Linked DNA regions of Homo sapiens: regions 1 and 3 are each linked to region 2. A link is a loop called in an ENCODE intact Hi-C map of the cell type or tissue named here. Cell type or tissue: MCF 10A. All regions are shown on one strand.

Region 1 (8,000 bases), 95 kb before region 2:
TTGTGTTGTTTTAACTGTGAGCCCGAATTGGAACTTTTTAAAATTTCAGACTTCTATTTTTCCCCTTTGTCTTTTTTTTTTTTAAATCTCCAAGCTTGGACCTTAATTTGTCAACAGATCTCTTTCACATTATTTTTGGCTAAAGGCAGAAAGAAATTGTGTTGAAAAATATTATGAGAATACCTCTCCTGCTAAGTTTTGAGCCCAATATATATAGTAGACTCCAGAGGTTTGGATTATTCAGTTAAGATTGAATAAAACATCCAATGTTTTAGATTATCTGCTTAATTAAATCCCAACGCTGAACTGCTAGAGGTTTTCTTATCTAGAATGAACTAAGTGAATATTACAGAGTGACCTAAGTTGTAGGCAAGTGAGCTACTGCTTATATGTGAAGGGAATCCAAAACCCAATTGGTATGTCTTCATAACATGGCTAAGGACAAGTTGAGTTTATGTACATTTCTAAGGCCAATAGACGGTTTGCAGGACACTTGTTTCTGACATGATTAATATATGAAACGTGTCTGAATTAATCTGATTATTTTACCAAGCTATATTTATTTCAAGATGAATTATTTAAAAAACCTATTTAACTGGTAAAAACTTGGATTCTTAAGCTCGGAGGAACAAGCAATTTAAAAAATTTCTCAGCATATGAACAATGGTAGCAATTAATTTAATAAACAGTTTCTGAGAATCTACTCTATATTAGATGCTGTGATAGGCATTAATGATAGTGGAAGCAGAAAGACAATATTCCTCCCTTCAAAGAGCTCTGTCTAATCAGAGAGACAGCCAAGTAAATACACATTTTTAATTTAAATGTGCTATGAGCTTTAACACAATTATGTAGAAAGCTCTGTGGGGGCAACGAGGTTGCACATCTAATATTGTAGGTGACACTTTACATGAACTACTCAGTGGTTGCAAGATGTACACTAAATCCAGAAGGAAGAGTAAGAATTTCCTACAAGATGAGAGGCTAAAAGGAAGTAAAAGGGAATTAATTTCAGAAATGACATCATATGCTAGATGACAAACTAGAAAACCAAAGGCTGTTATTTATGTATCTTCACATTATATTTTATCTGTATTACACTGTATGGCATATTATACAACATAGATTATCTGTGCCTTAGTTTTTTAAGTGTAAAATTGGTATAATGATAGGTTTTTCTGAAGACTAAATATATTAGTACATATGAAACACTTAGGAAAGTGCTAAGAATACAGCAAATTAATATATATTAACTATTATATTAGCTATTATTTTCATGTTTATCCGTTCCCACTGATAATGCATAGCAAAAGCACAGGGTGGTTGATCAATGTATTCACTTATTCAGGAATATTTATTGAGCATGTACTATGTGCCAGATACTGGGGATTCCAAAGTAAAAAGACCATAACCTCCCCTCACAGTGCTTAAAATTCCAATACTGAGATGAAAGAAAGTAAATCATCACACAAACAGCGGTGTAAATTTAGAGACTAATAGACATTGAAAGAGCAGGAAAATGCTTGAAGGTGGGCAGGAGACGCTTCACTTGTTGTCATTGTTGGATTCCTCCTGAGAGACACAGTAACCTAAATGTTAAAATGAAGACAGCCCTATAAAGGCCTGAGGTAGGAAAAAGTTTGGTATGTCCCAGAAATAGCCAGGAGGCCACTGGGATTGGAAGACAGATAATGAGAGGAAGAGAAATAGTAGATAAGGCTGGAGAGACAGGCAGGGGCTAGATCACATAGGGCTAGATAGGGGAGGTAAGAAACTTGGATTTCATTTCAAGTGTAATGGAAAGTCCCTTCCAAATGAATAAGATCTAAGAGGCACAGTCAGTCAGTCTTTCAAAAACTTCTTCACTTACCTCACCGTGTCATCAAGCCCCCAATATAACTTGCCTGAACTGTTGGTTTCTTCATATTTTTCCATTCCCCTTCAAAGGGCAAAGCCATCGTGTTACCAGGAAACCATGGAGGAAATGTCCCAGGTGCCCCATTAAGCTTCACAGTTAAAAAAGTGAAAAAGACAATTCTTGATCTCAAGAAGCTCATGGCCCAGAGGGATAAATAGACACATAGGAGACATGAAGCCATGGAGTCGTGAGTGTGGCGATTGAGACAAGCATAGAGAGAGTGCTGGGGGAGCCTAAGGGAGCTCCACGTTACTCAGGGCGCTGGCCTAGGCCTTCTGAAGAAAGTGGTGAGTATGAGTTAGTAGGCAAAGACAACTGCATGGGAGAAAGTGGCAAGGTGCAGGTTTTCCAGGCAAGGTGAGCAATCCTGAGGGAGAGTCCGGAAGCCAGAAAGCACAGTGCTTTCTTGAGAAGGAAGGGAATTCAGCATGACTTGAATTGGAGCCCAGTGCCTTAATTTAATTCAAATTTTGGTGCTGCTTCTACTCCTTCACATTTTTCTTAACCTTCCTTTCTTCTGGATCCATACTGCTTTGTTTGGCCATTACTGACATGGTTATCAATCTAATCTTTAATAACAATGATTTTTGGCAAGATACTGACTCTGAATATTGATCTGCTCACATGTAAAATGGGTTACAAATTCGTATATCACGGTGAGGTTGTGAAAATTAAATCCACATCTCACAGTGTGGGTTAATAAGTAATCCACACCTCATGGGGATGGACACTAGCAGAGCAGCTGGCATACAGAAAGGGATCAATGCAGATTCATCTAGTTCGATTCCTCAGTTGTTTTTAAGAGAATGCTCAAATTCCACAAACCTCTAATACTTTCTATTATAGTACTTACTAAAGATCTTCTCATTCTTTCTAAATTTTCCTCAAGCTCTCTGTACTGTTTTACTACTCTTGTCCACATTTGTCTATCCTTCCTTTATCAAAATGGATTCACTGGCTATTTTTTGAAAGCACTCATCTCTTGCTTTGAAACCTTCTCTCAGGCTTACAAGTCTTCTTTACAATACTTGCAAAGCATTTACTTCTTCATTATCCTATACAGCTAGTCTTCTATCATGTAGGATAGGAAGAGAAATTGTGACTTCTTTCAGAATATAGCTTTTGAAAATATTTCACTTAATAAAATAACTGTGATAAACCTTTCTTTTTCTAAAAAAAAGACTGAGATAGGTTTAGAATTTTTCTATTTTTCTCCATTATCTTAGCATTTTTGATGATTCAAATGAATGCCGCTAGAGATTTTTTCCTATCCCCATTTTTTTTGCATCAGATCTTTGAGGAAATGAAAAATAGAATGGGGATAAACTTCGGTCCAAGTTTACTGAACAAATACCTATGACATGACTGTTATGTTCACACCCTCTATGAATCTTTGTGGTTGAAGGCTTAGTGTCGAATTTCCCAGTGTTCTGGAAAGCTTAGGCAGATGAGGTACAAGTTGTATGCCAGGACCGTCAGAGAATCTATTTATTTGGACACTGGCTAAGATAGGCTAGCTGGCATCTATATCATAGATGAAAACCAAGGTATCACTAAATTTAATAACACACCCCAAGCAAGTTCTTGTATGCTCATGATCTCATTTTGCCAGCTGTTTCCTTCTATCCCATTTGGCACCAAGATTTTTAAAGACACATTTTGTTCCAGACCTTAAGGGATAACTGCTGGCAGTAAATTTTTCATATATAAAATTCTTTTGTCCACTAAAATAGTTGCTCCTTGTTCAGCTTTCTTACTGCCAGTGTGAATGGAAGATATTTGACTCTGGATATAAAGGGCATGTAGTCTTTTCCTCTACTTCACTATCAGAAGGTGAGCCCATGATATACAAGAGAGGAAAACTAAAATTCCACACAAGGTACTAGTGAGTCACATTGAGCAGCAGCACACATTCTATCTTACCCCTCCTTTGGTTCTTTGGGATCTAAAGCGTCATTTTTTTCACCTCATTTTAGGGAGCTGGTTTGGATTAAAGTCACATACAAACTGAGCCATCTCCAACATCTACATCAGGAAGTAACTCTAACTCAAGATAGAGGTCACTGGAGGGGCAACAGGTTTGTATTGCTTATTCTGGCTTCTCTTTTCGTGTACTGGAGATCATTTGGAAGAGCTACCAGTGACTGACCCTTTATAAGCATTATATTTTGAAATAAAAGCGATTGCTTGCTCATTAGCACTTCCCTTGATGAAGTATACAAGTGTCAGGTAAAACAAACTGAATCCTGCTCATGATGGATTGGAATGGACATTCCATTGGGAGATATCTGAGCCAAAACCACAAGGCTTTGGCTCCTAGTTGCTCATGAAGCTTCTAATTGACTTTCATACCACTTGCCAATTATTGCTCTTAAGAACAGTCCTTGAAGTAGAACTTTGATGGGCTTGTGCATTTCTAATGCTGAAATTCATTTGATCTGTAGTGTCTCATGGATTTTACCCACCAAATTCATTTAGAAGCATTATGTGCTATTTAATGGGAGATTATATTTGAAGAGTTAATATAATATGAAAATCTAAATAATTCACCATCTGTAAAAATGATCACTTAACTACACCTTTTGAAAGGCATTAGAATACAATATTTACAAAAGTATATTTTTCAGATTTAGGATGTTTTTGTGTATTAAGTAAATTGTAAAAAAATCTATTGATAGTTACACTGATTTTAAGATTACTCATTGTAAAGCTTTAAAGTATGAAGTATATTTAAGTATCAAAAGTCTTATTAAAATTATCTTCATTTCTTGCATGGAAATATGTTCAATTCTCCGTATTTTAAAAGGAAAAAAATAGACAAATGGGCATATTGGTCAAAAAATTAGAAATAAATACTCATTTTTAATGTATTCGAATTTGTGAAAGGTTTATTCCACTGACCATATCTTCCTGAAATTTTAGAGAAATGAATTCAAAAGGTTTTCTATGCATGTTTGTGGCTTCGTAAGTAGGAATGCTATCCAGCAGACATTTATTTAAAAAGCTATCTATAATTATGAGAGCAATCTGACTCATTTCTTCTGCTGGCAGACTGAATCAGAGACTACTTTTGGACTAACGTCAAGCAGTTATATAGAATATTTTGTAAAAGTCAGATAAGTAGTAATGTTCTGCATTTTTCATCCCATTTATATATAAATAAAACATGATTATATAAATTGCTGAAATAAAGATTGTAGCTATTTCTTTACTCAAAGTACTCTGGATATGTTTGTGAATAAAGAACAAAGGAACATTAATCATAGACTATGAGAAAATATGTTTCAATTGTCTTTATCTATATTCATTCACTGACTGAATACATTTTTCACACTGGAGAAATGCACAGATGATTAAGCCCAGGGCTTAAATACATATAGGGCATTCTAGAAAAATTCACCAATGTTAAAGCTATGGTCCTTAATTTCAAGTTGCTTTAAAAACTAATTTAATGTGTTATTTTCTTAGAAATTTATATCTTTATTATAGAAATTTTAAATAATACATGTAGACTAAAGAGGAAAACATTATCAATCCCCTTCATCACTCATGTTATGCAGATTTTCAGTCTTTCAGATGTAGGCATCTATCTTTAAAATGTCTTTGTTATAGCTTAAGGATTACTTCCCGGAGAGACCTTAATTATCTAATTAGGTTTGGCCTATTAGAATAGAAATCTCATTATGCATTACATTCTGTAAGTTTTTGGTGTACTTTTAAATTTTTCTCTCTCACACCATAAAGAAAAACTCCACGAGCTGGGACTGTATGTTTTCTATTTATTATTTTATTCTCAGTATCTTGTATAGCAGTTCACATAAATGTATGTCCAATTATTTCTTCCACAAAGAATTATCAAGTGTTTTTAATTGGCATAAAAAAGAAAGGAAACAAAAACAAACGAAAATACCAGAAAACCCTCAGGTTAATAGTTGATATACTGCATTACAATTCTAGAATCATACCTTTTTATACTGTTGAATATTTTCACATATAAACATGATCTGTCTTTTTATAAACATGGTCTTTCTATTTACTCAATGCATTTTTCATCCCTCCATAAAGTTAATTTTCTTCATCTAAGTCCTACACATTTCTACTTACGTATTTCGTCTCTTGTTGCTACTTGCTATGGTCTGAATGCTTGTGTCCCTCCAAAATTCATGTTGAAATCTAATCTCCAATGTTGGTATTAAGAGGTGGGGGGGTCTTTGGGAGGGTACTAGGTCATGAGGGCAGAACCTTCATGAATGGGATTAGTGTTCTTACAAAAGAGGACTGAGGGAGCTTGTTTTTCTCTTCTGATATGTGAGAAAACATGGTGTAACTTTTCCTCTAGGACTTTATGTTTTTAATTATTCTTTTCCTTGAAGTACTTTTGACACCTTAGACAGAAAAATGAACTAAGACTGCTGGCCATGATGGCTCACAACATACCTGAATCCCGGCACTTTCGGAGGCCGAGGTGGGTGGATCACTTGAGCCCAGGAGTTTGAGACCAGCCTGGGTAACACAGGAAAACCCTGTCACTACAAAAAAGACGTATTGTCATCAGACAATACATCTGCTGACACCTTGATCTTGGACTTCCCAGCCACCAGAACTGCGAGCAATAGATTGCTGTTGTTTATATATTACTCAGTCTAAGGCATGTTGTTATACAAGCTCGATTGAACTAAGGCACTACTTTTATCAGGACTATTTGCCATTAAATTTTTAGAACAATTTTTAAATAAATTAGCATAAAAAATTCACTTCTATGCAATTTTTTGTTGGTCGCTAATCTCTTTAGTTATTTATGAAAGTTTTTCAATGGGTTCTCTTGAGTTTTCCTGGCAGCACATAATATAATACGCACATGATGATACTTTTTATCACCTTCTTTCAAATATTTATGTGACCTTTATTTTTCCTGATTCTGCATTGGCCAGCATATTGTGAGTAATTTAAGGTAAGAGTGAGTATAGTGATGGTCCTTGTCTTTTTCATACTTCAATGGCATCATTCCTTGGATTCTATTTTTAAGAAAAATAGTTCTGCTGCTTTGAGACAGATTTTAAAAATCATGTTCAGAAATTTTTAAAATTTGTTTACTAATAGTTTTTATGAGAAAATATTACATTTTCTCAGTGGCTTATTCTGTGAAATCTGTGAAGATGATCTTCTAGAGTTTTTTCTTTTGATTTTGTTACTATTTTCAAAATTAGGTTAGTGTATTGAATTATCTTTTTATTCCTCGAATACATTCTCCTCTTTTGCTATTATGATTAAAAATATTTTATTACTTTCTATTGGCTGACATTATGTTTGTGTTTTTTGTATCTATTTTCTTAGGGCAAACTGTCATAGAGTTCCCTCAGTGAGGGTTGTTATAAGCATTTTGCTGGATTCGAGTAACATGAGGCAGTACATAACTTGTCTGAGAAGCTTAAAGCTCTTGTTTCCTTCATTGTCATTTAGTTCACTCTCTGCCCACGTGTTATACACTTACGTTTCTTCTAATTTCAGCTCCTAAATACTTAATACCTCTTTAAAAATTCTCCTTGCTGCCTTTTGATCTTAATTGACTAGAAAACAACTTTCATATTTAGTTTAGTCTAAATCAGATTTATAGAAACTTCATCAAAAAGCAATAAACCCATATTAACAAAATAAAAAATACAAGAAGGTTCTAAAAACATTGAAAAATACTGTCTGAAAGTGGTGAGTATAATCAAAATTGGATTAATGTCTTTATGCTGCCATTTATTAGCCTTGAGACATTGGGAAAATTATTTAACCTATTACCTCAGTTTGCATATTTGCAAAATGTTACTTAACAGTGCCTAGTTATAGTTGTGCTGTGAGGTTTAAATGAGATAAGGAATATAAAGCGTGTAGCAAAGTGCTTGGTACATGGGAACCACTCTGGAGAAGTTAACTCATATTACTATACCTGGACTAAATATATTTGCTGGTTTGTTTTTTAATTACTGTATCAATAAGAAGAAAAACAGAACTGGTATAGAAAAAAATAAACTATGTAATTCAATGTTATAAAGCCAACTAATTAAGAATAAATTGTGGCAGATAATAGAATTAT
Region 2 (8,000 bases):
ATCTGTCCCCCAAAGCAGGAAATAGCATGGGAAGTTTGTTTTTCATGTGTAAGAGATAGTAGTACATCTTCACTCACTTGCCACTGGGTTATTTCAACTCTCCAATTCTGTGTCCGCTTGTCATTCATCAGGGTCAAGTAACTATGTGTGAACACCCAGGACAATACACTGGACACTTTGCTAATGACACCATGTAGACAGAAAACACAGCAGAGTCCCTATTACCTTGATAAGACACCCAGATGCCGTGGTCTGGAAAACAAATGCTCCAAAGGGTGCAGGAAGCTGTACTTCCACAAGGTTGATAACGGTCTTGTGGTCTAAGTATGTCCCCTTCAAAATGAATTTTTTAGAAGATCACGTTAGTTTTGAAAGAAACAGAATCAACAAACAGTGAATGCTTAAGTCAAAGATCTCACATGACCACGAGACCATAGCTGTCCAATGTCAACTCAATATTATCTGACTCATTGTGTTATAAATTCTGATATATATAGTGGTTTAGTTTTATGTTTAGTAAATATGTGAACTTGGATAAGTTTCTTCTCTTCCCTTCCCTTCCCTTTTTTGAAACAGGGTCTCACTTTATTGCCCAAGCTGGAATGCAGTGGTACAATCATAGCTCACTGCTGCCTCGAACTCCTGGGCTCAAGTGATCCTCCTACCTTAGCGTCCTGAGTAGCTAGGACTGCAAGTATGCACTACCATGCCTGGCTAATTTTTTAAAAAATAGTTTTTGTAGAGATGGGGGTCTCACTATGTTGCCCAGGCTGGTCTTGAACTCCTGGCTTCAAGCAATCTTCCCACTTTGGCCTCCCAAAGTGCTGGGATTATAGACATGAGCCACTGCACCCAGCCAGTAAGTTTCTTTTCTGGTTTTTGTTTCCACATTAACTAGAGGTTAATGATAATAAATATCTCTCAATGTTGTTAGGGCATTCAGTGGATTAGTGCATGTAGTGTCTGGCACTTAGTAATGCTTATTTTATTTAGGGCTATCGTTCTTTTTAGAATAATAGAATCTGTCCTTTTTGGAACAGGACCTGTAACCCTGCAGAACCCAGAGTTGCAGGGCCAGGAAGCACAAAGTCTCCTGACGGATGATTAGGAATGATGATGATTTACTCCTGCTTCTACTGCACCCAAATTGATGTATTCTTCATACTAGAGGCCATAGTACCATATAAAGTTTTCTAATTCATTTTACATAATGCATCCTGGAAGATGGGCTCCCATCCTCACAGAGTATTATTACTCTCGAGCTGGCACTTAAGCTGTGCTTTCTGTTGTTTATTCCAATGCTTGCAGAACACCTTCCTGATCTAGTCCTCATTCACTGCATGGATGGGTCAGAGCAGTTTTCCCAGCGTATGGAATGTGTTGTCTCCATAACCTTGAGAGCTGCCAAGAATTGTGCTTTCCTCTCTGTGATAGGCAACTCAAGATGCAATAATTTGCCTTCTACTCTGAAGGGAGAGTTCCAGCATATCCTCGAAGCTGGAGCTGTAAAACCCCTCCTGAAGTGGCAGGTCTAGGAATCTTCATAGTCTTAACAGGGCCTTCCTGCTCATTCTGCCAGATTAGCATGATCCCATGCATAAAGTGGATCAGTGCGATGCTTTGTGGAATGCATAGACAGTCCAGATCTCTTTGGAGACTATATTACAACTGAGATTGAGATATTACAACTGAGAGTGAGATATTTAAGAAAGCCCTGGGCAAACTGGGAATGTGTATTGGTTTCCTTTCTAAGTGAAGACCAGTGGTTTCTGATTGTCTTTGTTGACGGGGAAAGAGAAGTATGTACTAGATAAATAACTAGATGTAATGCCATGTAGCTGCAGCCATATGTATCTGCTCTAGCAAGGATACCACCTCTATCATGGCAGCTGATCAGCCTGCTACCTGAAGTAATCTATAATCATCCTTCAAGTCTAGTCACTTCTGGCAGGGGCCAGACTCACAAATATAATGGAGCTATAATAGACACACCACCAACCCTCTATTATTTAGAAACATTTTTTTTTTCAGACAGGGTGTTGCTTTGTCACCCACACTGAGCTCAAGTGATCCTTCTGCCTCGGCCTCCCCAGGTGCTGAGATTATAGGCATGAGCCACTGTGCCCAGCCTATTTAGATCTTTAAGAGTGTTATTAATCTCTGTCATCCTTTCTGGCATATAATATTTTCTATTTAATTGCCAGATTTGGAGGGGGACAATGACCATACAGGCCAAGAGCCCAATTTTCAAGTAAGTCAATCATAATTATACATTTGCGAACTTTGAAAAAGACCATTGTGGGGATCTATAGACCAAGCAAGACCAAGCAAGACCAAGCAGTCCCACTGTAACCTGGATTTTGTCCACACCTTCATTTATTACTTGAACCTTATAGGCTTCCACTCTTAACAGGGGGTCCCCTATAGGGAAGGACATTGCCTGTGTGTGGGGACAGTTGGTATATGGGAACTTTGTAGTGACTGCTCAATTTTGCTGTGAGTCCAAAACTACTCTAAAAAATAAAGTTTATTAATAAAAAAGAGAGAGCCTGGGGAATCAAAATCTTAAGGGGTATCTACCAACATTTCTGCATTGCACGTGTCAGGGTCCACAACCAGGGCCCTGAGGTTGACAGAACAAACTGGCTTCAGCTAAGCCTTCAGTTGTCTTTAAAGATTAGTTACTATAATTCTACAACCTAAGTTTTGTCTTAAATTTTTTTGGCTCTCCCATGATAGAAGAAGGACTTCTTTTCTGCTATGAAGGAGGCACTCTGCCCTTTACACTTGGATTTCAATTGTTTATTAAGGGCCATTAAGTTTTCATTAGGAAGAGCATTGTTATGACTTAATGACAGCAAGCCAGTTCCACTCTCTATGCATTGTTTCTGTACTTTTAGAAACACCAAAGTGTTTCCTTCTATAAGAATAGTTTCCCAAGTGGCTACTAGTGAATGGCTAGAAATGACTCTGCCTCCTTGTGCCAGAGACTGACTATTCATGACTCACGTACCACATGGAATGATGTCTTCATTATCAGTGGAGTGGCCAGCAATTCAGTCCTGGAACCGCATCTTTACTGCCTAATTTCTCAGACTACTATTGGTGTCGGTTGTGTTCTCTGGGAAACAGATACTGGGCCAGGGATAAAAAACTGAAAAAGGATTTTTGTGAAAGGAAAAGGAAGGAAGCAGGATTGTGTGGAAGGAACTGTTAGCCTATGAGGCAGATAGGACAAAATGTTTGCCAGACCAATGAGGAGCTCCAGGGCAAGGTCGACCTGTTAGAGAGGTTCTGAGTTGGGAAGAAATAGAGAAGAGTTTGTACCTCAGCCTTGCTCAGTCATCACCTGAGGTCATCCTGAAAAAGGGTGGCCTGGTAATGAAACAGAATGATGAGGCAGTTTCTAAGAATGGAGTCAGGACAATTCTTCCCCAGTAGAAAAATATTTGTATACATTATTTTCAGTTTTGCCTTTTTAAACTTAACAGCCTCCCAAAGAATTTTCCAAGATCCACAGAATTCCATAGTCATCATTACTATAATTTTAAACGACTGTATTATATGATATCTGGTGCCTTAAAAGATACTTTAAACATGGTTTGAATGGGCATTTTTTTTTAAATGAATTTCCTGGTACACAGGCATTTGGGGAAGTAAAAAAGACTTTTTTTTAGTAATAAAATGACTTTCCTTTTTATAGAAAAGGCAACAAAAACATAGGGTTAAAAATCATTTATAATATAATTCTTCTCTGTGAGACTTTACCATTCTCATTGACCTTTCAGCCTGAATGCAAAAAAAAAAAAAAAAAAAATAGAAGACTTTGTCACAGTTTTAGACTGTAGAGCTATTTTTAGCTGTAAAACGTCATGTCCTAAACTTAATAAAAATCAAACACAAAGAGATGAAAGTGGGAACCTTCTTACAGAAATTCCTTTAGGGCTATATCCTGCCTTCATTCTACATGAAGAATTCCCACAGAAATCAATAGAAGATTAAAATAAATATCAATGGCAGGATACAGTCCAAATTATGAATGAAAACTTTAAACTTGACAGGTTAATTGTTTTTCAGATGACTGGAATTTGGGGCAGCATTTTCAAGAGTGAAAACCAACATTTTGGCTGCAGATAAATTAGTGCACAGCATTTTGTATAGCAAGGCCTTATCTACGGAGTTATGTCCACCCTTTGTTTTAAGACATTGGTTTTTGCTATTTGAAAGGGAAGTTTCCAGAACAAGCATCATGATTTTCCATTAATGGGTCAGGTTTCCACTTTGCCTTTATTTTAACTAGGACAAACAATATGCAAAGTGAAAGAAATTCATTTCTAATACTCATTGCTTAGCCACATTATTTTAAAAGTTAGCAAGAAATAAAATATAATAACATTACAAGTGAAAGATTTAAAGGTAAGACTGAATAGTAAGAGTGATTATGACATCCATTGCCTACAAAAATTACAATGGGTAGACATGTATACATAGTGTTCAGAGTATCAGTCTTATCATCTAGAACACTTGAATAGAGGTTTATGGAGAAGTCAAACTGCATTTCTTAAGCTTTGCTGACACCATATAACAAATGCTTGGCCTTGGGCACATTAGCTGCTCTGAGTCACTTTTTTCTTTTCTTTTCTTTTCTTTTCTTTTTTTCTTTCTTTTTTTTTTTTTTTTTTTTAAAAAAAAAAAAAAAAAGAAAACAGGAAAAGAGTGCCCTTCTGTGAAAGAAGAATGGAAGAATGAGCTTCAAGAAAGAGCAGCATAAAGATGCAAGGGTTTAGTTTTGTAGCATAACTAGAAGTCAGGGGCTGGTCAGCCTTGGCATCGGTTCAGCACTCCAGCTAACAGGGCCAGCTGCCCTGAGAGTTTTGTCTCCTTTCCTCCACTTTACCAGATTATCTGCCACAGCTCCAGGTATCACATCTTTGTTCAAGCCTGGTGATGGAGTAAAGAAATGGTATCATTAATAACTAATTTTGTTTTCAAGAATGTATAGACTCTCCCCTGCATCTATCAACTTATATTTCCTATCTAGAATTGTACCATACTACCAGTCTTAGCTACAAAAAAAGACCAGAAATAGAGTGGGACGGTCGGGCGCAGTGGCTCACGCCTGTAATCCCAGCACTTTGGGAGGCCGAGGTGGGCAAATCACGAGGTCAGGAGTTCAAGACCAGCCTGGCCAACATGGTGAAACCCCCTCTCTACTAAAAATACAAAAAATTAGCTGGGCCTAGTGGTGGGTACCTGTAATCCCAGCTACTCGGGAGGCTGAGGCAGGATAATCGCTTGAACCTGTGAGGTGGAGGTTGCAATAAGCCGAGATCGTGCTGCTACACTCCAGCCTGGCAACAGAGTGAGACTCTGTCTCAAAAAAAAAAAAAAAAAAAGAAATAGAGTGGAATATTTTTGGCAGAAGCAAAATTGGACTGTATAATCCCTGATATAATTCTTTTAATTATTTAAGTCACTTATCAAAATTGCAATAATACTTTGAATAAAGACAGGCATAGAGTAGAAGCCCACTCAGCTATGTGAGGTCAATGAACATTCCTGTTTTGTTGACGCCTGCAAGTCCACTGTGGGAGCACCACTGTTATGCGTCAGAGTGGTTGGCACAATGTTGGCCAAGAAATGTAAGTGGCTGAATCACTAATAATCATTTCAAAGAGGCAATTCAATTCAATTAACATTAAATAAATGCTTATTATGTTCAAACCATGTGCTAGGAGCTTGGATTCAATAATTGTAATACTAGATCATAGGTATTAGGAGCTTATTTAGAGATTTAAATAAAGCACTCCAGAAATATAAAGTGATGGTAATTATTCTCTGCTGGTAGATTGAAGAGGAACATAGAGAGGAAACCTAAAAGGAAATGATTCACTTCTAAAGTGGTAATAGATTACAGTGACAGTGACAATACTTCACAAGGTAATTCACATTTACTTGGAATTGAGAGAAAAGACTAATGAATGAATCTTCTGGTAGGTTGACAAGAGTGGTGGGTTTTGATTACTTAAAAATTAAAAGGAGAGTATATAAAAGGACTTCTTTAATGAAATTAAAGAATTCCTGAATGAAGATAAGAGAAATACTAAAATTAAAATGAGATGTCTATTTCACAGGGAAGAAAGAGTAGTTGTTTGAAATAAAAGCAAAGAAAAACAACAAAACAATACACACACACATACACACACCCCAAAACATAAAACAAATTTTTTTTTCCTGTGGGGCCCAAGATCTTGAACACTAAAAAGTGGTTAGAATTAAAATATTTGTAAAGTACTAGTGAAACAATGATAGTGTCATTGATTACTGTTTAAAAAGTTGAGCGCAGATTGAATTTATTATCAAAGAAACTGTTCGGACTGCTCCAAAATAAATCAATGTGCTTCCAACTTTACCTTAGGTAGAACATGGTCTGATAAAAAAATTTTTCCCATATTGTGTGGAGTGAAATCCTTGATCTAAAGCATGTTAGGGTTGCTACATTAGTTTCTTTATTCTAGTTTCAGTAAGTATTTTAAGGTGATTGAGAAAAGAAGATCTCTGTGAGATTAAAAACCTGCTGTGTAGCCCAAGGAATGTAACGTTAAATAAAATGTCAGAAAGAATTCACTGTACATGTTTGAGCTTGTAGACTAACTGTGTTAAATGGATATTAAACTGAGAAAAAATTCTTTTAATATAGCCAATACATGAGTATATTAGACAGTTAGATCAGAATGTCTATATCAGAAACTTTTATTGAATACGTATTCATTCCTTTTCTCTGATGATAAGAGCTAATGTTTACGGAGCCCTGTTTCTATAGCCCAGCTATTGTACGAATTACGTTGCGCATTTTCTTTGTTAATTTTCACAGCAACCTAACAAGATAGAAATTATTTTTAATTCTCTTTTAGTAATGAGAAAACTGAGAAGTTGCCGTTTGCTTCTGGTCACATAGTTAGTAAATAGAAATATAAACTGGATCCAGGACTCCTCCTCACCTTAACCACCCTGTCTCTGTAAGCAATCTACTATTCCTATTGTTTGGGTCACCTGGTATGTCCAAAAAAAAAAAAAAAAAGAAAAGAAAAGAAAAGAAAACAGAACTTGGATGATTAGCATACCCTTCATATTAACATTTATAACCATATCTTATTTTAGCTATTAAATGAAATTTAAACTGAAGTTTCAGTATTCTCAGCTCTGTTAATAAATGCTTCCTTTAAATATTAGGTATAATTGCATAGCCAGTTCCTACCAATGAGTAAGTTTATCTCTGGCAATGAGTTGTTCTCAGTGTCCAAACACATTTCGTTAATTTTGCTAGGGAAGTATTGAATTTGTCTGTGTTATAGTGAACTGAATGTAAGAAATGCCTTAAAATTATAGCACTCAGGTATGCTTCCTTTTAAACATTCTGTTTAAGGTTTAACCTTTTTTTGATTTTCCTTCTTGAAAAGAGAATGTTCATCTCCTAAAGTTATAGACGTAATTATTGTTATATACCACATAACAATAATTTTTTGAAATTAAAAAATATACAAATACAAGCTACTCCATTAAAATAGAATCTATGTTTGAATACTATTGTCATTTTTAAGTGTACTATACTGAAATTATGTTGATAGAAACACAATCTTTTTTTCATTAGTAACTGCTTTTATGGTTTCTACAAGCAGTTCTCCATCCACATTGAGTGTGGTCCCAGGGAACTGTAACTAGTCTTGGAAGTGATTGGTGTTGCCTGAGGATTTGGGGCCCAGAACAAAGAGAAACAGAGATCTGAGGGAAAAAGGAGCATAGGCTGGAAGCTAGGAAATGTCTGAAAAGGTAAGTCTATAAAATTAGACAGGGCACACACAGAAGCCCAAGTAAAGTTTCTTACAGAGTATCTGTGAGCCAGTTTGGAAAGTTGAGCTTAAAATAATCCCCTGGAGCATATGATATGGGGTAAGGATCTTTTACAGCTTGGCAGGAGGACAGCTAAATGCTCGGAGAAA
Region 3 (8,000 bases), 130 kb before region 2:
ATCTTTATCAAATGCCCTACTTAAATTCAGATATAGTATATCTACAGAACTTTCTTAATCAACTTCATAATCTATTAATCTGTCAAAATCAGAAATGATTGATTTGACACACCTCTTTTTAGTGAAACTGTTGAGTCTTGGTTATCATCACTTCTTTAAAGTATTTCTGTTTTACCCTTTATCACTCATTTTGTGAAGTGATCAAGATCCATGTCAATTTGATAGTACATAGTTTACAGACATTAACTCCTCCCTTGCGCCCTCACTTTTGGGCAATTGAAACTACATATTTTAACTTCTATCTTTCCTTGGTATTTTTCTTGATTCCTCAAAGAGCACTAGTTGTTTCATGAACATATTAGGAACTAATTAATTAGAATGAGAAGGCTTGATAATTTTAACATCTAAGTTGTATAATACTATCTCATGTACTTTGGATTTCAGTTAGTATTTTTTCTAACTTTTAATATAACATTTTCAGATATACCTAATACTTGTATTCCATGGTTATTAATAATTTGCTATATTTGATTTATCTTTTTATCTGTTTGTTGATGTATGTATTTTTGCCTGAACCATTTGAAAGTTGAAATCTCATGACTCTTCACACCAATGATTTTCTCCCTAATGAAATTATAATTGTTACAGTTAAGAACATTAATTTTAATATGACCTAACATATAGCTCATTTTCAAAAATATCAAATTAATTTAAAAATGTTTTAAATTTTATTTTTTATTATGGTAAAATATACATAACACTTACAATTTTAACCATTTTAAAGTACGCAATTTAGTGGTATTAAGTACATTTACACTATTACTCAATCACCACTACTATTTTCAGAACTTTTTCATCGTTCCAAACAGAAACTCTATACCACTTAAGTAATAAGTTACCACTTCTCCCTCCCCAGAGCTCCTGGTATCCTCTACAAGTTGAGCATCTCTAATTTGAAAATCTAAAATCTGAAATGCTCCAAAATCCAAAATTTTTTGAGCTCTGACATGATGCCACAAGTGGAAAATTCCACATCTGACCTTATGTACACCAACGTTGCTTCATGCATACAATTATTAAAAATATTGTATAAAATTACCTTCTGTGTCTGTAAGATGCATATGAAACATAAATAAATGTTGTGTTTATTTTGGGTCCCATCCCCAAGATATCTCATTATATACATGCAAATATTACAAAATCCAAAATGATTTGAAATTCAAAGCACTTCTATTCCCAAGCATTTCAGATAAGGTATACGCAAACTGTATTCTACTTCCTGTCTCTATGAATTTGCCTGTTTTAGGCATCTCCTATAAGGGAAATCATGCAACATTTGTCCTTTTGTGTTTGTCTTATTTTACTTAGCATACTTTTTCAAGGTTCTTTCAGTTACATATCAGATGTATGTATGTCTTCCAGTATGTATCAGAACTATTCTTTTTATGACTGAATGTGTGTGTGCGTATATGCGTGTGTGTAGACACACACACATGCACAGATGCATATGTCATATTTTGTTTATCTGCCTGCTCAAATCTGCTGTTGAATCCTCTGGTGCCCCGGTGAACTTTTCTCTTAAGTTATTGTTCTTTTCAGCTCCAGAATTATTGATTTGTTTCTTTATAGAATTTATAGCTCTTTATTGATTTTTTTTTAAAAGAAATGAGGTCTTGCTATGTTGCCCAGGCTGCTCTCAAACTCCTGGGTTCCAATATTCTCATTTTGTTTGTTTTCCTGAATTCTTTTAGTTCTTTGTCAATGGCTTCTTTTAGCTCATTGAACATATTCAAAACAGTTGATTTAATATCTTTGGCTAGTAATTCAAATATCCAGGCTTCTTCAGGGATGGCTCCTGTCAAATTCTTTTTCCTATGAGTAGGCTATCCTTTCCTGTTTCTTTGTATATTTTAGTTTTTTTTATTGAGAACCTGACATTCTTAGTATTATAATGTGGTGACTCTGGAAATCTGACTCTCCCACTTCTCAGGGATTGCTGATTTTTGCTTTTTGAGGGCTACAGCCATCCATCTGAGACATTTCCACACTATTTTTGCAAAGTATCTATTCTTTGTTGTGTGTGGTTACTGAAATTTCTGTTCCATTATCTCCGCAGTCATTCAGTGACCTGATAAAGATTTCTTTAAAATGTCTGCCTTCAAAGAAAGGGGGAAAACATTCTGTGCTTTAACTTTTTCAGTGGAATCTCTTTGCTACTGAAAGGACTGAAACCAAGGCAAGCACGTATGCCTGTCTCTCGGTGCACTGCCAGACCAACCAATCACATTACATAAAATTTTTGGAGACCAAAGTCTCCACTGCCCACCTGGTACCAGACATCTGCTTCAAGAACACGGGCTGCAACCCCCGCAGCTGTAATGGGGCTGAAGAATGGGGCAGGTGATCATTGTTTTGCATATGTAGCTCACTTAGAAAATGTAGCAGCCTCTCCCTTTATCAAGCACTCCCCTGGTTGCCATACATGTCCAATTAGGTTTTAGTGTTCCAAATTAATTGATTTCAATTGCCCTTTCCAGCTTAACAGTTTCTTTGGTAGAGAGTATGACCCTAGAGCTTCCTATTCTGCCTTCTTGCATTTCACCCTAGTACTTTCTGTTAATTGAAAATTAGGTCTAAAACTTTAATTAGATTCAGGTTAAACATTTTTGACAGGAATACCTTATATTGAACATATCATTAGACACATAATATCAGGATGTCCCACAATACTAAAATCAGTCTCTTTGTTAAGGCCTGAATACTAGATCTCTTAAATATAAAGGTAGTTTTCCCCTTTGGGTTAGTGAATAACCTGTGTCAACCCTTGGAAATTTGCAAATATCCTGTTTTCCAACATCTCTCAACCTAATGGTTTTAGCGTGTATGCTTGAATAAATTAATTTTTTTGTTATTTTCAGTCTGAATATCATTATCAAAGTGAGAGAACAGGCGAATAAAATAAAAATCTAGTGTAGTGTTTTTAATTTCTTCCCACCGTCTGTTAACATTCAAATATCCATCTCAAATGGGGCCTTTCCCTTTCTTGTTTCTTTGTTTGGTTTTTCCTTAGTGTTTATTAGTAAGCCCTCGGCTGACTTATGGATTTCACCTTCATGATTCATCCAAGCCAGCATCTTACATCTGTCCTTGGCTGTGTGCTCATTCTTCCTGCTGTTGTACACATCTATTACCATCTAAATTCACTGAGAACACTCTGTGGAACTCATTTATTTCTTAATTTGCCCTTCATTTTTCTACCTCGTTGGAATAATTAGTTATTGCCTAGATAATTACATTTTTAGAGCTTTCAAACTCTCTTAATCCATCTTTGTTAAGAGAGATCCAGAAAATAGAATGAAATCCTTGCCTTTGTATTTAAAGTCTGTCTCAAAGAATTATACAAAGGAAGTTTTCTCCATTTCTAGTATTACTTACTCATTTTTTTTCTGACAATAGTTTTTTTCATTGCCAATGTATTCCTCCCTGTTGATTGGAATTAATTCTGGTGTGACAGTCTTTTTCCCTGCTTCTAATTTCAGATCAGTGAAAATATCGGCAAGGTCAAAACTTGACAGGTGTTCTACTTTAAGCTAATGAGTTTTGTTAGCTCTTTGAAGGGATGAAGTTTCCCATCCCTGCTATATATTAATTCTGTGTCAGCTTTATCATCTGCTTCTCCCTTCTTTTAGCTTTACCCAAATGAACTCTAATATTTTGCTTTCTCACATAACTTCATTACTTTCTAATGGATGTATAATTACACCCACTAACTTCCCACTCACCATACCTGTTTTTTTAAATTGAAGTTCTACACTCTTAAAAACCAAAATATATCTTTTAAATTAAAATTTGGGGTTGTTACAGGTATATCAAAATAGTGAAGAGATATTTCTTATATATTTCTGATGAAATACTGTTAACGCCATAGTCTGATTGGAGAGCAAATTTGAGTCCCTCTCTCTCTCTCTCTGTGTGTGTGTGTGTGTGTGTGTGTGTGTTAGAGAGAAAAAGCTCATTAAAATGGTTAATATTCTTTCCTTCCAGAATTGATCCAACACAAATGATGAGCGATAGATGCCTACTGATGTAAATATGTTTCTCTCTTCAGTGTCATTTATAATAATGAAATTAAACTTCAGTAGTTTATGATAAGAGAATTGATTATGTCTGTTGTAGTAGGACCAAATTATGACATACCATAATAATTAAAATGATTTATTTCCAAGTTATTTTGCCTTAACAAAACAACTTATGGCATCATGTTAAATAAAGACAGGAGCGTCTAAAAGACATCCAAAATGATTTCAGTTCTAACTTTTAACTAGGTTACCTACCCCAGGAGGTAGGCTGCACAGGAGAAACTTTTTCTCCTATTCCCTAACGTATAGAGTATACTTTTTTCTGAGCAGTCCATTTCCTGCTTTTCCCTCACATTTCAACCTAGCTCTGTGTGTAATTCTGGAAATGAAGGCTGCAGTACTGCAGGAACATCCAGACTGACTTTATTGTTCTAAAGCGGGCAAGGGAAATAAGGTATCAGGAAGTAGAGGCAATGTTGACCCTCTTCTGACATTATTGTGTGTCTTTGATGACCATAATGCATACCATGGCTTTTCCCAGAGAAAGGCCACCAAATGTGTCAGAGGAGAGAATTTTTTGGGCCATCTTAAGGTACAGAGTTGTATAGCTAGGATACAGTGTATTTTTCCATTTTAACTATAGATTTACTCCCATTGCTGCAGCTGTCGGGAGCTATCCACAGGGTTCCATGTGTCTGAATCTGCTATTGACATGACAGCAACTCTCTCTGCAGGGCCTCATATGATTAGTAGGACAGATGAAGAATTCCACAGATTTTCCTTACTCCTGGTGACATCTCCTGTCTGCCAGCCGTGGCACTGCCCTAGATATCACTGGAGAGACATAGACTCTCAGTTCCTCGATCTTCAACAATCTGTTTCTCCGTCATTTCTCAGTCACCCACACACATGGTCACAGCACAGAATTTGTTATTACCAACATCTTTATCACCTGTCTTAATCTCTACTACAAGTATCCCATTCTATGAAAACTGTATCTTATCTTTCCTATTTATTTCCTCTAAATGTCTAAGACACAAACAACTCAGTCTCATATGCATCTCCAATTCACTGACTCTACCACCTCTATAATGCTCTCCCAGAAAACCCTCAATGCTTTCTTAAATCTTCCTGTAGCTTGGACCTAGGAATCTGACTGTGGTTGGAAGAAAGTACACAATCATGACTGCTTTAAAAAATATATGAATTGTGACTAATCTTAAGTCAACTCGATATTGCCAGGAAAAATATTACATTTCCTTAATTCTCTGTTCCCTTATTATGTTAGGCCGTTAGTCCATAACTTATCTTTCCAAAACTTCCCCAATTAGTCTCTACTGATGACCTTGCTCCCTATTTTTCTGAGGAATTTGAAGCAATCAGAAGAGATCTTTCACATGTTCTCACCACCACATCTGCCAATCTATCTCTATCAGCACCTTATCATCTTCTTTCTTATTACCATGATTGAACTGTCTGTCGGCTTGGCCAACTCCACCCTTCTTATGCATTGTGTCCCATCTCTATCATCTGCTCTAGAATCGCTTTCTTTAAATTTCTCCCTATCATTCCTGCATTAACATTTTTTGCTATACAACAACATTAGAATTGCTTCCATCTTAAAATTACCCTCTGATGATACCAAGAGCCCTTATACTTACTGCCCCAATTCTCTGATCTCTTTGCAGCAATCTCCTCAAGAGTGTTAACTATACCCAGGCTATCCACTTCCTTTACTCCTCTTTCCTCTTGGAGCAGCCCCAATAAAGTTCTTGTCTTGATCACTGCACTGAAACAGCTCATAATAGTTTAAGAGTTGCATTTGCATGACCAGCTCCCTGGTCAATATTTTCATTTTTGTTGTCATGTACCGCAGCCTACAAGCAGCATTTGACATAGTGCGTGCGCTTTTTAAAACATTTTCTTTACCTGGCTTCCAGAACACTTCTTTCTCTGTCCTCCTACTGCTCCTTGAATTCCTCTTTTCAGTCTCTTTTGCTCTTCTCCTCACCTTCCCAACATTTGTGGAAACCACAGGAGGTAACCCTTGTATCTCTTCTCTAGCTTCCCCTACTTCCTAGGTGGACTCATCATTTAATGGCCAAGTTGATACTTCCAGCCTCTGCTGAACTCAGACCTTACACATCCAAGTTCTTAGTTGACATCCATCTGGATATTTAATAAGCTTTGTAAATTTAACATGTCCCAAACAAGCTCAGTCTGCACACACACCCCCACTTACATCAATCTGATACACTCACCCTCTCGACATCTTATTGAAAGGCCCATTCATCCTCTAGTTTCTCAGGTAAAAATTCTCAGAGTTATCTTTGACTCCTCTCACTCTTCACAGGAAAACATCCGTAAACTCTGATAGCTTTTCCTTTGACATATGTCTAGAAGAGTCTGACCACCACTTATTACACTACTGTGACTCTTTCCCAACTCACATGTTCTTACTTGGACTTTTGCTATTGTTTCTTATTATCTTTGCTTCTCATCTTGCTCCCTAACAGAAAATTCTTCACACATAACAGAGATAAAAATAACATTAGGTTGACATATGTAAATACTTATAAGGATTTTCTAGCAATTTAAATGTACTGTGATTATAGGTAAACTTGAAGAGGATGCAGTTAAAGATATTTTAGTATGAAGCATGTTAACGTGCTTTAAAGGACTGGCCCTACAAAACCTTATACATTTTTTAAAAGAAATAATTTATTTAACTAGGCCAAAGTTATTTTCCAAGAAACTGTAAATGATTGGCTTACAGTGACACTTAAGTTGAAAAATAAAGATGTAAGACTGTATTCATCCATTTTGGGTTTCAAGAACTGATTCTGGATTTCAAGAGTTGAAGCCCTACTGGTGTTGTTCACCCACTGCTGAGGGTAATGTCTGCTCTGACATTAGAGTTCGCCTTCTATTTCTTCCAGAAGAAATTTCCTCTGGGACCACAGTATAGTCAGCCATTTTCTGTTAGGCTGAAAATCTGAGAGTTAAAATAATCTTCCTGGATAAGTGACAGGAAAATGGACAACCAAATTTAACGAATGTTTCTGCTGATAGCTACTTTCTGAGAGAGTTTTAAAAGGTCTTTATGAGAAATACCATGCTTTTTAGCTGTAGAGTAAGATTTCAGAAAAAGACGGTGAGTGGCAGCTCCGATCTGTCAGGAATGCCAGCAGCATAAGTAGGATCGGGTGTCCAATTACCAGAATTGATAAGTAATTGTTAATTTAAGTATCCTTAGAGTTTATTGAGAATTGTTTTTCAGTGGCTGAGTAATATGCAAAGCAAATTTTGGGTTTCAGGTTTTAATATCTTCCTGCAACAACCCTTTAGGGCTTTGTGGTATTGAATTAAATATTTAAGTATTGATAAAAATGAGCTGCTCATTCTCCTGGAATATGTCAACTTTTTCAAGAATCACACTTCAATGGATTGTCCTTAGTGTAAAAACTGGCAGGATTTCATTGAAGGTGGAGCCAGGAAGGAAAATTGTCTAAGTTAAAAAAGTTTTTTAGAATTCAGATTTGGAAAAATTTATGATTTAAAAAATAACTGCCTTTTCTTTCCAAGGCCTTTCACTTCTAAGTGGGTGAAGCTGAATAATATAACTCTTGGTCTCTTATAGGGGACACAGAATTTTCCAAATTGCCTTTAATTGATGTTGGAGAATCTAAAATCAGTGCCATAGATTGTCTCTTCTTTGGTAAAGATGGCAGACATTCAGATTTTATGTGCGAAAAGTACAGCATGAGCTAAAATAAGAATCCATTTCAAATATCTCCCTACTAGATTTGAGACAATATGACAGTACAGTAAAGCAAAATGAAAAGAAAAATTGGAAATGGAGTGTGGCAGAACATTCCAAAATAGGCCACTTTGGCAGAGGGGCAATTTTGAGCTAAAGGC

What was found. Hi-C counts contacts between places; a loop is a spot of excess contacts. Peaks named below come from ENCODE experiments on the same cell type or tissue, not always from the same donor. Only the 100,000 strongest peaks of a DNase experiment are listed, where the experiment ranks them.
Region 1: a loop joins it to region 2, with 3 times the contacts of the local background. A loop is called at or near these places in 4 of 110 quality-filtered maps.
Region 3: it touches region 2 in a loop (2.0-fold over the local background); 2 of 110 quality-filtered maps call a loop at or near these places.

Annotation. Positions count from the first base shown.
Region 1 is chr4:176,440,003-176,448,002 of GRCh38, forward strand. It overlaps LOC124900817 (a long non-coding RNA gene), which reads left to right and starts at 3,085. Exons shown (of 4, transcript XR_007058376.1): 1 at 3,085-3,996. In MCF 10A, no CTCF peak of the experiment used is centred here; DNase peaks (open chromatin) are centred at 3,339 and 4,219.
Region 2 is chr4:176,535,418-176,543,417 of GRCh38, forward strand. No RefSeq gene overlaps it. Among named protein-coding and RNA genes, the nearest start is that of HAFML, 110 kb to the right of the region's middle. In MCF 10A, no CTCF peak of the experiment used is centred here; a DNase peak (open chromatin) is centred at 3,014.
Region 3 is chr4:176,401,673-176,409,672 of GRCh38, forward strand. It overlaps a transcript of LOC124900817 not described here. Among named protein-coding and RNA genes, the nearest start is that of SPCS3-AS1, 85 kb to the left of the region's middle. In MCF 10A, no CTCF peak of the experiment used is centred here; no DNase peak of the experiment used is centred here.